Regions from separate parts of the Homo sapiens genome. Here region 2 is linked to region 1. The links are chromatin loops, found by intact Hi-C in ENCODE. Cell type or tissue: GM12878. All regions are shown on one strand. Region 1 overlaps LRRC28 (leucine rich repeat containing 28). Region 2 overlaps LOC105371019 (a long non-coding RNA gene).

The links. Hi-C counts contacts between places; a loop is a spot of excess contacts. Peaks named below come from ENCODE experiments on the same cell type or tissue, not always from the same donor. Only the 100,000 strongest peaks of a DNase experiment are listed, where the experiment ranks them.
Region 2: it touches region 1 in a loop (2.6-fold over the local background); 3 of 110 quality-filtered maps call a loop at or near these places.

What each region holds. Positions count from the first base shown.
Region 1 is chr15:99,271,927-99,274,426 of GRCh38, reverse strand. The region is part of intron 2 of LRRC28 (leucine rich repeat containing 28); the gene reads right to left. Among named protein-coding and RNA genes, the nearest start is that of LRRC28, 22 kb to the right of the region's middle. In GM12878, a CTCF peak has its summit at 1,273 (motif pointing left); a DNase peak (open chromatin) is centred at 1,283.
Region 2 is chr15:99,503,629-99,506,128 of GRCh38, reverse strand. All of the region lies in intron 1 of LOC105371019 (a long non-coding RNA gene), which reads left to right. Among named protein-coding and RNA genes, the nearest start is that of MEF2A, 61 kb to the left of the region's middle. RefSeq lists an enhancer at 1,433-1,562. In GM12878, a CTCF peak has its summit at 1,189 (motif pointing right); a DNase peak (open chromatin) is centred at 1,845; H3K4me3 peaks cover 1,604 bases; H3K27ac peaks cover 2,103 bases.

The DNA of each region.
Region 1 (2,500 bases):
GCAAGGAACAGAACACTAAAGGCTTATATTTTATACTAAGGACTAGCTTTTAAAAAATCCTGAACACAATGGAAAATCACTGGTTTATTTTAAACCAGAAAATGTCATTATTAATGTCATACTGGCATACTGATGTATTTAAATACTTAGCAACAGTATCACAAACTGCTTATATATACATATCCTTCCCTTTTGTGATAACCAAGTATCATTGAATATGAATATTGTTATGAAGTCAAGGAAGCATTTTTGAATACTCACTCTTGACAGTACCATTTGTATTTCATTTTCAAATGCTGAAAGCTGTGATTCTTTTTGCCCCATATTTCTATACTGATATATGCAACAAGATCCATCATAACTAGTCATTTCTCAGATGTTCCTTGTGGATCCGTCTAAATCCCTGGAATGTTTTGTTTTTATTATCAGTATCTCCCTTGAGAATATACGCTTCCGTTTATGGGCATACATACAAAGCATCCTAGAAAAACTAGGGAACCAGTGGGTGGAGGGCCTTAATTATAGCTGTTCCTATAAAAAGGAAAGATTTGTCCAAAAAGAAATGCTGTTTGACTGTTAGACCTTCACCTAGTTTCATCTGCTAATACCAATACTATATCTGGCTAATTCACACACTCCACGGTCATTCTTTCTGGATGTCTACTTGGCTCCATCAAATAGCATTCTAATCTTTCCATGACAAACTAGTTAGTTCTTTTGAGGTGTAGCTCTACACACAATTAAGCACTGAAATAATGCTTCTGTTGCCAATAGAGCATCTCTATGTCTTTATTAACAAGTAGATACATTGTGTTTTTATTTAAAAATAAGCACATTCACTTTGAGAAAATTGCAGTTCATTAGAATAACGCCTTAAAACACACAGACACGGCCGGGCACGGTGGCTCACGCCTGTAATCTCAGCACTTTGGGAGGCCGAGGCGGGCAGATCACGAGGTCAGCAGATCAAGACCATCCTGTCTAACACGGTGAAACCCTGTCTCTACTAAAAAATACAAAAAATTAGCCGGGCGTGGTGGTGAGTGCCTGTAGTCCCAGCTACTCAGGAGGCTGAGGCAGGAAAATGGCCTGAACCCGGGAGGCAGAGCTTGCAGTGAGCCAAGATCGCGCCACTGCACTCCAGCCTGGGTGACAGAGTGAGACTCCATCTCAAAAAACAAAAACAAACAAAAAAAAACACACCACACACTTAGGAATAGATGCCCAAAACTCCTGGCAAGTAATCAGCCCTTGCACAGGCTGTGACTGACACCTACTGGTGTTCCATAATATCACTCTCTGTTTTCTAATGCCATATTTTTAGCAATGTAGCTGAGAAATGTTATACGTTTTAATTTTTACACTTCTATAATTTAGGTACAGCATATAAGAGACTAGACAACTAGAAATTAATGTCAGAATTTTTGTTACTTTGTGGGTAACTAAGCTCTAATGTTGGATTACAGAAGCCACACAAACTAGTGTATCCTAATCCATAGGATTTACAAGCTATGAAGTTTTTTAATGTTTTTAAATTTAAAATCCTGATAAAAGCAATAGTCTTAAAGTGCTTCTCAAATCTATTATTACCTTCTTTTTTCACAATTTGAAACAGAAAAGTTTATCAGATAAACATAACATGTACTCAGATACCTCCTACTAAATTACCTAGAAATTGTTTCTCTAAATCAAGCCAAGGATTCTCTTCATTAAATCTCATTTACATTATTATCTAGCTAAACAACTTTTCTTTACAATAATGAAAAAGTAAACTTCAGCAAGCACAGTTAGTATAAAACTTACCCCAAATTCTGAATCAATGATGCTTTACCATATTCTTTTAGACTCCACTTAAATGGGAATGTTTTAAAATTTTTTAACTTGGAACAAATACGTCAAATATTTTGCAAACACCACCATGTTCAATAGTATTTTCTGGTGGGCACTGTGCATTACCTACTTTCTTTCCTTCTCTTTCCGAACACCTGCTAGGACTGCACATCTTTCATCAAGCTGGCCATGGCTAAGTGACTAGCTTGGTCAGTGAAATTAAGCCAAAGAGGAAGCCTTGACAAGATTGAGTGCAAAAGACCTCACCCCTTCCACAGTGACCACCAGACGGTGGACGTTTTGTCAGCTTCATTCCTGGGCAGAGGCTCCAGGCTCTGAGAGACTAGTACAGTGTAGACAAGAAATATGTGTGCTGTTACAAGCCACTAGGACTCAGGGTTTGGCAAAACCTGCTCCATCCTGGCTTCTAACAACACATTTCAAAGAAGTCACAGATTAAATGCATTTGGGTTGTTATACAAGCTATAAAAAGCAGAAGAAAGCAGAATGAATTTGGACCACTATCTCATACCATATACAAAAATTAACTCAAAATGGATCAACAACTTAAATTTAAGAGCTAAAACCACACTTCATAGAAGAAAACATAGGAGTAAATCTCCATAATCTTAGATTTGGCAATGAATTCATAGCTATTACATCAAAAGCA
Region 2 (2,500 bases), 230 kb before region 1:
ATGGTACATACACATTCCCTTTTTTCTGCGTCCTCACCAACATCTGTGTTTTTTTGTCTTTTTACAGCCATTCTGACTGGTGTAAGATGATATCTCCTGGTTTTAAGTTGCATATAATTTACTTTTTAATTTTTTTTAATTTTAAATTACTCTTCTTCATATTGACCTACCTTTTTTTTTTTTTTTTTTTTCCTTTTTGAGACAGGGTGTCCTCTGTCACCCAGGCTGGCGTGCAGTGACACAATCACAGTTCACTGCAGTTTCCACTTCCCAGACTCAGATGATTCTCCTGCCTCAGCTTCCCAAGTAGCTGGGAGGCATGCACTACCATGCACAGCTAATTTTTGTATTTTTTGTAAAGACAGGGTTTTGCCGTGTTGACCAGGCTGATCTCAAATTCCTGGGCTCAAGCAATTGCCTACTTCAGTCTCCCGAAGTGCTGGGATTACAGGCATGAGCCACTGTCCCTGGCTGACCTGCCTTTTAATGTAAACTTATGTGTATTGCCATGAAATCACAGTTTTGAGGAATGATTTTTGTTTTAATACATCTTAAAATGAACATGTAACCATTAACATGAGAACTATATGTTGATAATAACTGTATGTTCCAACGGTGGTGTGGCATCATGTTCTAAGAAACACTGGCTTCAGGGCTTCTGAAGGAAACCATAGCCTGGACTGCCCAGACCCTGTTTTTTGGACTCTTTAATATGAGCAGCACTGATGCTTCTGCAGGAGCACTGGGGATTCTGGAATGGAGTCAGGGTGATTTTTGGACAATGTATTGACTGCAGCAAAGAGCACCTTCCTGTGCCCAGCAGGCTGCGTGAAAGCAGACTGCTCCTACCCAGTGCCAGGGCACCTAAGAGGGTGACGAATGGCAGTGGGCTGTCCCTCCAAAGCCGTGTCCAAAATGCTTTTTATGCTTGGCCACAAATTTTGTAAAAACCTATGCAGCGACTAGAGAGTAGGAAAAAAAATACCCAAATTCCCTGCTGACTCTGAGGTGCTTGTTTACAAAGTGAAACGTCCCTGGTGAATTGTTTCATTTACAATTAAATCTAACAATAAGCTATTGTGGCTAAATTAATTTCAAGCTAATTTCACAGGAACCCCATGTCCTGTATCAATTCTAAACAAAAGAGTGTGGTGTCGGGCAATATGACTCATTCTGAAGCCAGGCCTCCAGGAGGAGCTCCAGGAGGTTGATGAATAAATGCTAGGTTAAGAGAGCAATGCTCAGGTACCCTGCAGGCCAGGCACACTGCTGTGACGGGTTCTGGAAGCCCCTGTAGGTTGTGCCAGTCACGTACCAGAGACTGGCTTTCTACTGAGAGCACCAACCCCTGAGCAGCCCTTGACTGAGGCAGAGTTTTCCACTAGAACCTGGCCCGCTCTGACCACAGCCTGGAGGAGCCCGGTCCTGGCCACGAGTGTTTCTGCGTAGGGTCTTTAGTCCTATGGACACCTTGATGGGCCAAACACCTTCACAAATAGCATCCCACTTCATCCTCGCCCTGAGAAGTCCGCATGGGTCTCTCCTTTTTATGATGCAATAAGTAAGCTCAGAACCACCCCGAGTAATCATCTCAAAGCCATGTAAGAAGGAACTTTCAGAGCTAGGGTTTCCACCCAGACCTAGTGAGCCTGGTCCTTCTGTCCCTTCAGAGAAACAGTGGCCATAAAGATCCCCTACTCCATCTAGTTGGTCCCCCCCATCTCCCCACAGTGAAGATCTCTGAAGTTTATCTGGAAGCTTTTTCCTTTGAGTTTCAGATTTGACTCTGGTTCCCAATTTGGCTGATGTCAGTTACTCACATTTGAATGTGAGTGATTTTGAGAACAGACTTTGGGCCTCTCTGCTCTATGGTGGTGGGGGTGAGGAGGCCAAGGAAACCTCATCTCAGCCTCAGAAAGGGGAAGCTGAGGATGCCAGTGAGAAGCTTGGCAGGATACCTTTATTTTTAGGGGCAATGGCCACAGAGTCTTTTTCCTCATGCTGCTTTGTCAAAAGAACAGATCCGTGCACATCCCACCTTCTCTGGAACTAAGGCTCCAATGATGCATGAGTCTTCATTTTCACAAGCAATAAGCACCTGCCTGTGGGTGTTTTCAATTATGTTAGAGAATAATTCTTTCCTGGTTGGGCAACTGGTTTGGATTATTAAGATGACCTTCGAAAGAATTCACAGAGCGGGTCCTTCATAGGGTTTCTGAAGTGATGCATTTTAATTGAGATTGTTTCTGCAAAGGAAAAGATTAGGTCAGTGATACCACTCTCATGTTTCCTGTTTGCTCCCTGCCACTGTGGTCTCCTGTCTTGGCCTTCCCAAACGGGACAGGTTGTGTCTGAAGGCAAGAAGAGAACCATCGGTTGGAAAATCTGGAGTCCTGGGGAAGGAAGGCTGTGAGACGGTTTGCCTGTGTCAGGGCTTGGGGAGCATGACATTTGTGTACCTGAGCAGGATGTCATTTCCCGCTGAATAACCCGGGCACCT